Linked DNA regions of Homo sapiens: regions 1 and 2 are each linked to region 3. The links are chromatin contacts, found by Hi-C or POLR2A ChIA-PET in ENCODE. All regions are on one chromosome and are shown on one strand. Each heading gives the region's core, a stretch centred on a gene start or an enhancer-like site at or near the end of the contact. The rest is flanking DNA. Distances are from core to core; before and after follow the strand shown. Region 1 overlaps ZEB2 (zinc finger E-box binding homeobox 2). Region 2 overlaps TEX41 (testis expressed 41). Region 3 has its middle 530 kb from the start of LINC01966.

Region 1 (3,900 bases), core at 1,276-3,775, 940 kb before region 3:
AAGAGGACACTTTGCTACATCAGAAAGGAAGCACGGATGGACTACCGAAAGAAAGTGTCAGAATCTGCCCTTGAGTGGTGTGTACCAGGAACATGTATACCATGAGAAGAGTTTCTGAAGAAGTGTGAGAACGATAAAAAAAGAAGTACCAGAAGAGCTTACCTCCAAAAAGAAAGAAAAAAAGATTGGAACAATTAGGAGGTAGCTGGATGAAGAGGTGACATGTATGAAGTGAACATTAGAAGCCAGTCCAGAGAGCAGCTGGCAGTCTCAATGGAGCTCAGAGAGAATGAATGGACCAAAAACATAGACAAGAGAAAAAAAAATTTGTCAGTGTTATTAAATAAAGTAAGCTGGAATTTGATATGTGAATGTGGTGGGAGAGGGGAAAGAAGGCTGCAAAGTCCCCATGGGCCAAGGCCAAAGCCTAGACTAAGACCACAACTATGAGAATGGAAAGGAAAGGGGTGGATTCAGGAAACATTGGCAAAGAAAAAGTAGCAACGGTTGGTAACAGACTGGTTGTGGGGAGTGAGAAAGACAGCAGTGAGACAAAAATAACCATGGGGTTCCTGGTTGGGAGGTCCACGATAGGGTGGTATTTCCCACTGCAATGGAAAACTAGGCAGATAGGGAAAATGAGTAGTTTTATGTCATGGTATTGAATTTGCCAAAGCCAGTGTCATTAAGTTTTGAGGTCTCTTGTGGGAAGAGTGCTATGTGGTCCTAAAACGTGGCTGGCTTAACTGGTGCATACCTTGATTCTTTTTTTGGTAGAGACAGGGTCCCACTATGTTGCTCAGGCTGGTCTTAAATTCTTGGGCTCAAGCCATCCTACCACCCTGGCCTCCCAAAGTGCTGGGATTGCAGGCATGTACAATAGAGGTCAGTAGTCTAGTAGCTGAAATAGCAAGCAAGAGGCTGTCAGGTGTGCAGGAATCTGATGAGGCGGCATGGATAAGGGACTGCTAGAGAACAGGATGTGCACATGAGGAATGCCAAGAAGATGATCTAGAAGCAGAGGTGTAGGGTTGTTACAGAGGTGCAGGGAAATTGAACATGTAGCGTGGAGGAGAGTGAAGTGGCCGAAGAAAATACTTCAGGCTAAGTCATGGTGAATGCCTCACACCCAGGCTTTATCTACTTTGGGTATAACAGCAGACCAATTCATGGTTTAAATTCAAGGCAAGGACATTTTCTTTAAAAAATAAGATGTACGTATGCAAAGTAATGTAGCATCAGTCTTTCGCTTTCTGGGGTCAATTATTTGTCTAATGATTCATCCGGTTTTCTCAAGTACTGTTTCTAGGAGAGCAGAGTTTATAGAGAATTTAAAGAAAGTTTTCTCCAGTGTCTAATCCTGGGTCATCGTTTGCAAATACACAGGCTCATTAATTGGCCTTGTCCGGGCAGTCCTGAGCAGCGCCCCTCCTGAAGACAGCACTGAGGAAAGAAGGGTATTATTTCAGCTGGGAGAGGAGCAGAGCCCTGGGATGAGACTGATTGATTCAGACCAGATGGATGGCCTCACATAGGTGTGACAAAAATAGTAACACATTGCAGACATTCCAGGAACTGTCCTCTTCTCCTGGCCTGGAGGTGGGTCGCCTGTGTTGTCTCCTTATCTACCTCTTATGTGCTTCCGAATCAAAGAATGTCAATGATGCTAACTCTTTTCCATGTTAGCACCTGGTCACAAGGCATCAGACTTGAAGTTCCATTAAAAAAGTCTAATGACCATTGCCCAAGTTTCCCTGTAGGTAAAGCCAAAGCAAATCATTTTGCCTACTGCCTAAATATGTTGTTATTGTTTCAATTTCCTCTTGCACATGAAGAGTTCTAAGGTGTCAGAAACTGATCTCTGCTACCCTAGAAGAGAAGGGTACATTAATAAATGATACCAGTGTTGTAATCATTGATTATAACTTAATTCACGGGTCTTAAAAGAGTACTACGTAATAACTGAGGATTCTGATCTGGTTATAGGCACTTTAACCCTAAATTGTCTGAGCCTGAGGACTCTCTATTAAAAAGAGATAGGACCTTACATTAGATCATCACCATCCATAACCATGACCATTCATTCATTACCCTCGTTATTATTTGATGTTTAAGATTTCTTTTTGAGTATTTCGGTTCTCATTTCAATACATTAGTAAATTTTGACTTTATAAACTAAGGTAAGGGTTTATTAACTTGATAACATTGGAAGAAAGAAATATAACATTTTTATTTATTACAAGAATTACTTTCTTACTTGAAAGGAAACTCAACAAGCATGGGAAATTTTCTGTCATTCAAAGCTGAAGTGCAGAAATTATGCACAAATTTGAATGTTTATCAAAATTAAAGGAAACTCCAAAAGCTTTTTGTAAGATAATATAAAACCTAGAGAAATGGTGAGCATTTAATAACAACCCAGTGACATTTCAACAAGTATGGGAGAGGCTTTGTCATAATAAAAGTATGGTTTTCTCACTCTCTACCTCAAATGTCCTGCCCTGTTTTGTCCCAGCATGAAGTTTTAGTTTATGCGTTCTCACATAGGCCTGAAACTGTTATCTACTTGTTATAAACCATCTCAGATTTCACTGCTGTGGGTTAATCTGTAGGTTCTGATTGACATCCTTGACTGTCTCTCACACTCACTATGCAGCTCACATGTAACTGCCACCTGAAGGGCAAGGTTGACTATTGTTTTCACTTTGATCTCTATTCGCAACTAAAAAAGTAATTCCTTAGATATAATTGTGAACCTATTACACATGGAAGAAATTATTATTCAAGTTTAAAAGCCATATATATACATATACATATGTGCGTGTATATATATATGTATGTATATATGTCATTTTTCTTTCCACAATATTGCTGGCACATTGCTGTCAGGACACCCATCTGGAATTAAGATTCCACAGCAGACTTTTCTCATAGAAGTATTTATTCATTATTGCATGTCATAATTCCTAGAAGTAATGTACTACTGATAGCTCTTGAATTTGCTCTGCCAGTAGACTGCCTCCTTAAAAAAAATTATTCCTGTGCAGGTGGAGATTAGCATATGAAAAATGCTTTTAATTTGTCCACTCTTGGACTTACCTATCTGTCAAACCCATACATGTGACAGCTGTTGGATTCAACTTATCTCTACCACCTCAGTAGCAGGTTTTAAATAGTCCAGGGGCTGTTAATTATTTGTAAGCTGAGTTTATTTAACTCGCTTTCTCAAAAACAAACCAAATAAAATAAATAGACACCAAACTGTTGGTTCCGTTTCTGAATATCAGAAACAAAGATGATCATGTCCAAGGATCTGTAAAAACCTACTTCCTTCTGACATAAGGAAATAAAACAGCCAGTGCAAACTGTTTCTTGATATCTACTTCTCGAGATCTGGTGGTTCTTTCAGTGTGGAACTTAGTTTACTTACTGCTCCTGTGTACTAATATTTTACACTGGCTATTTTTTCTACTACTTATCTTTTTTTTTTCTTGCGAAATTTAACCTGCCTAATTTTGTAGTTCTCATTTGCGCCATTTGATTTCTGCAAACCACAGCACCAAAGGCTTCAGGGAATTAATCGAAATGAGATGCCCCAATGGTGGTATGGCTGTGGATCTATTATGGCTTCATGCTTCACTAAATGACAGGATTCCCACAGGGCAGTACCTATCATGAAGTGGGCCTCAAGGGGTTAACATGGGCTGAGTCTCAAAATAGACTTGAAGCTCAGCACACCTACTCACTTAAAAAGAATGAGCAGTAAATATGTGCATGCAAATTCAATTTCAAAGGACACTTAAGTGATGGTGGAAAGGTAGAATGCTCTTTCTCATCATTCAAACTAGAAGATCAGGAACACTGGGCACCTTGCACTCTTCAAAGGGACTAGCTGAGGGC
Region 2 (3,520 bases), core at 578-3,077, 710 kb before region 3:
AACATGGCACTTGTCCTGCAGGAACTCATGCTTCAGTGAAGCACATTGGTGTGCAATGGTAACAACTATCATAGAAGTCACCATGTTTTAGGTTTTCATTAAGTGCCAGGCACTCTACTTGAGTTTTTTTTTTTTTTTGACTTTTAGCCGCTCCTCACAATACTTGTGCAAGGTTGTAAATGGTTTTCAAATTTAAGATGAGAAAACTGAGGTTCATGGAGGTCTAGTCACTGGCTCAAGATGACAGGCAGTAAGTGGCAAATTAGGGTCTAATATTCAGATTATCACATTCCATGTCTTGTGCTCTTGTGACACATTGCTTTCAAATACAAAGAAAATCCGTATTTCTGGAGCAATGTGAAATGGGTTGATGTGCTTTTGTGTTTATTTGGGTGCCATAAATTAGGAAAAAAATTTCTACACAGTATCCTGATTATATTGTTTTGATTGTTGTTTAACACGGGATAAAATAAGTTGAGTTCAGTTTTCTAGGAAACTGAAATAGGAGGGCAAATAATATTATATAATTTTAGCAAGCATCTGAAACTTACCGAAAGATGTCATCTTCTCCAGGGTAGTCATGTTGGGAAAACTACATTTAACCCAGTGATATTTGCCACTGTTCAAAACTTTTTGTCCCTTTTTATTGTAATTTTCTTTGGATTTATTCTTTTATTCTTCACATAACTAAATTTTATTGTTTTGTGATCAAAATTATTTTTATTTAAAAGAAGACTTGGTCGATTTAACATCAAACTTGGCTCTGAATAAACTTTGGATGTTTACAAAAATAAAATCCACCATTTAAAGAGGACTAATGGCTATATTTGACATTTAAAACAACATGAGGAAGGCTCTGATGGCAATTCCATAAAAATTTCTTGAGCAATCAGTAGAATCAATGTAAGGTTTTCCAAAGTCACTACTTGGAAGTGGGCAACACTTGCTTATTGGTTTGCGTTCTTATATTTTCAGTGAGTGATTGATTATATTATGTATCATCCAGGCAGATTTCCTGCAAGGCGGTAACAACTTGAAGTGTTCACAACTGAAGTGTTCTGGTGTGTGTATGTGTGCGTGTATGTGTGTGCTTCTTTCAGTGTCACCTCTCATAATCCTGGTCCAGTAGCACCTTCCAAAAGATCAGGACTCATTACCAAAAAAAAAAAAAAAAAAAAAAAGAAAAAAAGGGAGCAAGTGAGAGCAAGAGCAAGAGAGGGAGAAAGAGAAATCATCAAAATGAGGAAGTAATTCCTCTAATTATCAGAAACAGGAGCAAAGTAACAATGGCTGCAAGTTACCTCCCCACGGGGGAATGAATCATCAAAATAACTGGTGGAAAACAAGGTTGTGCAACCTTGACTAGTGTGTGTCACCGGCTGGTGGAATTTTTAGAAAGGAGCAGTTTGGGTTCATCACTGTGGTTCGTGATTGCACACACCTGTTTGGGGCATGGATTTTGCAACCCCCCAAAAAGGGGAAACTGAACTTGCTGCTCCTCCTGAGCTGTGTAAAAAAGCAGAAAACCACAGCTGCTTGAGCAGTTAACAGATATCAGTAAAATACCCATGTTACATAATTAAGGATAACGTTCTTGAAGCATATGGGCCGGAGGTATTATACTCTCATTAAAACTTTAGGTAACAAACAATTTAGCATATTCTCACACATTTCTAGGGTTGAATTCTATAATAAATGTTTGTAATTAGATATGCTTTAAGCAGTTTATTAAATAATACATGAAGAAAATGGTTGATGAAATATAGACGATTCTGAGGTCTGTGTACAAGTGACATAGAGGCATTGAGATGAGACATAAAAAATTTCTTCTCAATGACTTGATAACTAGTCACTTTGGGCAGCTTAAGTAAGACTCATTCTTCAGGCCAGCCTGTCTGTAATGTTAAATAAATAGGAATTAATGACTTTGGATTTTTTCTTTTCTTTTAAAGTACATTATATGTAGCAGTCTTCTTTGAACTGCTACTCCTAAATAGGAGGAGGTGCTTTTGACCAGAGCGTTACAAAAATCTCATGCACTTTATTCTGGCAGGAATAGATCAGCTTGATAGGGAATAAAAGGGATGGATACAACCAAACATGACCTAAATCGACATTTAAAAAATCATACCTTAGCCAACAGGTTCTGTTATTTATAAGTTTGAGAGGAATAAGGAAGAGAAGTCTCTTGAGAAAAACCAAGGCAGGTGTTTGCTCCCTGGGGAAGTGATAGGAAACAGGCCTCTAAGATGATATTACATGCAGGAAAGAAATTCTTTCAGTTCTGTGTCTCTGTTTGATATTCAAGACAGCTAATAAATGATCAACAATTCTACCTGCATGAGGAGCGTGTGATCTATGGAAAATGAACTTGGATAATCCTAGAAAGTACCCAAGGAAAGAACGCCCATTTCCTTAAGCCATTGAGGTCATCTAGATATTTTGTTTTTCAATGCACACAAATAAAAAAGCCGGTAACAGAACAAACATGAAATTTGGAATGCCTTCTAGAACATACATGGGGAAACTGGCAAGGTTGACATAGCTTTTACTGATTTGTCTGTTTTAGTAGGTAAATGGGGCTGCCAGTCTGGCAGTTTGCATTGGCAATAAATCACCACTAGACATTTTATTTAAAAATTGGCACTGGCTTGGCGGAGGTAAGGGATTGTCAATTTGTTTTTATTTTGAGGCCAGGCACAATCATAACATACACAGGCCACCTGGAAACTTCAGCCCACATGGAGAAGCATGGCTCATGTCTCTGTGGCTATATTTTTGCATGCTTGGAGAGTGCAGAGTTAGATCAGAGTCTGAAGAGTCTAACCAGAAAGATCCTGGCAGACTGGTACAGCCTGGAGACATCCCTGTTGGAAACCAGGTTTGTTCTAGAATTACTATGTAGGAAGGGTATCATAGATATGATATTGGAGAGAACATTTGGTGGTTTTCACTTTTATTGAGTGTGGAGGGAGACCCACAGAGCTCATGCAGAGCACACAATGTGTGCATTCCAAAAATCACTCGAATATTAAAGGATTGGGTAGCTCGCTCTTTTTTTTTTTTTTCCTGACTTATTTTGCTTGGAAGTTCAGATTCAAACTTGTGATAAATTGAGTCATGGTTTTGAGAGGAAAAAATATACTGAAGTAGGGGATGATGCAACCACTGTCCTCATGTAAGCAATGATAGATGTTCTTTCTTTGAAAATCAGTATAATTAAAAGATAGTAAGATGGAGAGAAGAAAAAGATTACCTTAGACACTTGTAACTACTCCAGTGGAAATAGTTGGGAGGAATCCCCTAGTTTTCCTCTGATTCTTGATTTTCTGAATATCCTTCAAGGCTTCACAATATTGTTGAACAATTTTTTTTGTTTATCCATTTTGAAAATATGAGAATTATTGCATCAGGAAAATTATTTTGCAAATATATTGATTTACCGAATTACCAATCTTTTTGTCTCTGTTGACATATATTTATAAATCTTAATTGTACTTTATATTGTTACTATGCAAAC
Region 3 (3,739 bases), core at 424-2,923:
ATGACCTCCTTAGCACATCACTCTCCTAGAGTAACTTACCATGGACAATGGATTGTAAAAATCAATGAAAAACATGAAGATAACTGGTAGAACACAGGTTACACAGCCATTCTTACACAAGTGAAAATGATTTGTTTATAGCTTACTCCTTGGTTTCTTGGAATTTTCTTTTTAAAAAGGCAACAAGTATTTGTACTATCAGTTAGACTTAAAAAAACATTCTTCAGAAAGAGAAAATGTATTTGTGAAATCCATTTAGTAAAGTTGAGTGTTTTGAAGGATGTTGCTGTCATCACTATGGGCCATTTGCTAATTCCCAAGAATGTGTATATAGCAAAATGTCTCTGCCTGAGGCAGTCCCTCCTAATGTTGGAGCCAAATCAGTGGAATGGATTGGATACACATAAATGTTTTGTCACCTTTCTAGTACCGGAGAGCTTAAATTGCTGAATCTTTCATTCCCTTTCGTGGCTGAGAAATGTGTGTTCTTTATTATGAAGGGTTTAGGGATTGCATACTGTGTAATAGCTCAGATGAGTGAAAACAAATTTAAATATCAGCAATGCACTGACTTATACTTTACATGTTGCAAATACTCTTAGAAACAGTATGGGGCCTTATTAAGTTTGAACCTCAGGTCTTTCAACTTCCCTGAGAAAAGAGAACAAATGGTAACTGCATGAGAAAATAAGTAACTAACGTTTGTGATTTCCCACTTCAGCTCAAGCCCAGATATTTTTGTCAGTTGTTAATTACAGTCATATTTCTCTAAAGCATTTTCTTTTTTAAGGATTAAAAAAAGGAGAGAAGAATTTCAAGAAGAAAGGCTACACCATGCGATACAGGTTCACATTTCTCTGAGTGGAGAGGAACGCATTGGGGTGAAGGTGATAGGCAGGGCCACTTGCTGGAGAACGGGGAGCTAGCACTTAGATAGAGTTGATAGAAGTGGAAATCAGACTGGGATAAAGTCAAGAGGTAGGGCTAGATCAAGATTCAAAGCAGAAAATGGCAAGAACTCTGGCTTGACAGTAGGGATGTCACAGGGGAGAGATGAGATGAAAACATGGTGGGATGCAGTTATGTTCATTAGGCCAAGAAAACGTGTTCAATATCAAATTCAGTGCTCTTCTCTTTTTCCAGATACTTGTATACGATTGTTTATTAATTCCCTGTGTCTCTAATATTGTGGATCTTCTTCCTGTAACTCATACAACTAGCAGATTTCTGGCTTAAAGACAGAAAGGAAGGGTAGCATTTTTACATGAGGAGGGATTAAGGCAGAGAGAAGTAAATTAATTGAAGTTCCTATAATTAAATTACTAATGGTATCTGCATTAGGGTCACATTTCCTACCCCTTCATCCTGTATTATTTCTAGAATCTTTACACTGGAATTGACCACAGAGCATTGCACTGGATTTGACCACAGAGGTCATTTAGTCCAGAATTTTATCATTTGGTCCACCTTTCCTTGGAGATTAAACTAATGAGCTGGCATTGCACCCACCCACCTTGGCTTTATCCTGATAATTCCTCTCAGGGTGAGTGGTAGTTCCCATGGAGAACACTAAGCAGGTGGTTTTGTTGCACAGTGAGCCCTGGGCTTCCCTGAAATGCCCTGAAGTGTCAGTTACTGTTTTGATTGCTTTTTCATTTTTCTATCCAGACACTTGTTGACAGGAAACTCTGTGGCCACCATTCATTGCATTTAAGAAATCAAACAACCACAAACTGTCACTGTCACTTTCATTTCCTGTCATCATTCATTTTCTTGAGCTGCTGCTAGTTTATCAGTGTAGCTGGATGTCCCGTGCTCCTGGGCATTGGGGAGGAAAGACTGTAGGTATGTGCAGGTGCTGAAAAAAGATGTGAGAGGAACGCAATAAACACTTGCAGCCTCGCTCCTGGCTTTCCGTTTATGTCATTCACCTGTGGGTTTAGAAACGTTTTCTGTTTCTAGGATCAAATGGAAATCCCAGCCTTATTGCTGTAGGATTTTCTTAATCCTTCCACAGTAGTTAAAGACTCTCCCTAGCTTCACTTTGTTTGTTGTAGCTTGTGTAGGAGTGATGCAAGGCAGGCTTAACTGCTTCCATCAGCAGCTCCAGGAGGAAGTTTTGTGATGGTAAGAATTGGATTTTGTTGTCCTTCACAAGGACCTTTCTCCCAGCTGTTTCTATATAAATGTACGTCTCTATAGCTCAGAGAACTATCAGGAAACAGGTGTTTTTCCATTAATAGCCAAGATGCATCAAAGGAAGGAGAAGGTACAGCAGTATGTGAAAATCAGGTGGTCCACGGTTGAATACTTTGTACACAATAACTAATCACTCAAAGCTTATATCTATTTATAATAAAGTCTATAATTACAAGCCAGGTGGCTGTGGTTAGGAGATTGTGGGGTTTTTGAACAGGTTACTTGACTCGCCATTACAGCTTTAGAGGAGATATGTCCACCTGGGTAGTGGGTGATGTGGCACGTGTTTGCCTATAAACAGCACACATGTGCTCTGCCTTAGCTTCTTTTCAGCTGTCTTCCGAGTCTGTGTGCATCAAAGTTGTATTCTACAAATCTCCTTGCTTACTGGCAAATATAATAGCCAGAAAATTTTACAAAAGTTCTATGGGCTTTGAGTTCAGAAGTTTTGCTATACTTTTTCCTGAAGAATATTATGTACAACTGATATAAATTGGAGTTTGCTGATGCAGTATTTTGAAGTCTAAGATGTCATCTGGCCAGTTGACTCTAACTATGGAGTCTTCATTTTTTCCTTACCATGTGCTTCAGAATTCATAAGAGATGATTTGAATAGTGATATAATGACCATGACATATTGTAAAAGTGAAGTTATGAGTAATTTGTTAATTATTTATTGAGTATCTCTTATAACCAGTGACACTTTTAAGGGCTGTGGGGTATATAAATAAGTGTAGGAGATGGTTCCTCTACTGAAAGAACTCTTTTCTCAACTGGGAAGATATGATTCAAAGAGAAAACGTTGCCGCTACTACGTATTCTATCACTTGCTCAGACAATATGTGCTAAAGGTAGTAAGATATGTGGGATTATTATGCAAGGAGATTGTATTTAAAGCTTCATGAAGAAGGTGAGATTAGAAAGATGAAATTAACAGGTAAAAAGAACAATAAAGGGCATTTGGGTGTGGTGATTGTCTTAGTTTTTTATGGCTGCATAACAAATTATCACAAACTTTGCTGATTAAGATAACACATATTTATTCCTTCTCATTTCTGTAGGTCTGGAGTCTGGCTTCACTGGGACCTCTCCTCCATGCCTCCCAAGGCTGCAAACAAAGTGTCATTTAGGCAGCATTACTCTTTGTAACTCAGGATTCTCTTCCAAACTCACATGGTTGTTGGCAGAATTCAACTCCTTGCAGCTCTATGACTGAAGCTCTTGTTTTCTTGCCAGCTGATGTCCAGGGAGCACTCTCAGCTGCCAGAGGCCTCTCTCAGGTCCTTGCCATATGGCACCCTCCATAGACCTCTTACAACATGGCAACTTCCTTCTTTCAGGCAAGCAGGAGAGTGTCTGCTGCTTTAAACCTTCCTCTTCAGGAAGGACCTAGTCTCTCTTTTAAAGGCTTACCATATTTAAGTCCAGTCCACCAATGGTAATTGTTCTTTCAATTAACTCAAATTCGACAGATTAGTCAACCCAATTAGTATTGGGAGTAAAATTCAATCATTTTTACAAATTATGCACACATTCAATT

Evidence for each region. Hi-C counts contacts between places; a loop is a spot of excess contacts on that map. ChIA-PET counts read pairs that join two places held with the same protein, here RNA polymerase II (POLR2A). Pooled maps may share reads with other maps.
Region 1: a loop to region 3 is called in a map with no recorded cell type, with 4 times the contacts of the local background. The contact joins two enhancer-like sites. A Hi-C loop is called at or near these places in 2 of 37 single-sample maps with no recorded cell type and 1 of 50 pooled maps.
Region 2: a loop to region 3 is called in a map of OCI-LY7, with 8 times the contacts of the local background. The contact joins two enhancer-like sites. A Hi-C loop is called at or near these places in 1 of 168 maps with a recorded cell type or tissue (OCI-LY7) and 2 of 50 pooled maps. POLR2A ChIA-PET finds 5 or more read pairs at or near these places in 1 of 52 experiments (SK-N-SH).

Annotation. Positions count from the first base shown.
Region 1 is chr2:144,472,671-144,476,570 of GRCh38, forward strand. All of the region lies in intron 2 of ZEB2 (zinc finger E-box binding homeobox 2), which reads right to left. Among named protein-coding and RNA genes, the nearest start is that of ZEB2-AS1, 45 kb to the right of the region's middle. Within about 2 kb of position 2,526, at least 2 of the 41 ENCODE cell types and tissues checked have a DNase peak (open chromatin) inside an H3K27ac peak, as active enhancers do.
Region 2 is chr2:144,702,689-144,706,208 of GRCh38, forward strand. All of the region lies in intron 1 of TEX41 (testis expressed 41), which reads left to right. Among named protein-coding and RNA genes, the nearest start is that of TEX41, 36 kb to the left of the region's middle. Within about 2 kb of position 1,828, at least 3 of the 41 ENCODE cell types and tissues checked have a DNase peak (open chromatin) inside an H3K27ac peak, as active enhancers do; they include OCI-LY7, where a contact is called at or near this core.
Region 3 is chr2:145,409,963-145,413,701 of GRCh38, forward strand. No RefSeq gene overlaps it. Among named protein-coding and RNA genes, the nearest start is that of LINC01966, 530 kb to the left of the region's middle. RefSeq lists an enhancer at 2,278-2,437. Within about 2 kb of position 1,674, at least 3 of the 41 ENCODE cell types and tissues checked have a DNase peak (open chromatin) inside an H3K27ac peak, as active enhancers do; they include OCI-LY7, where a contact is called at or near this core.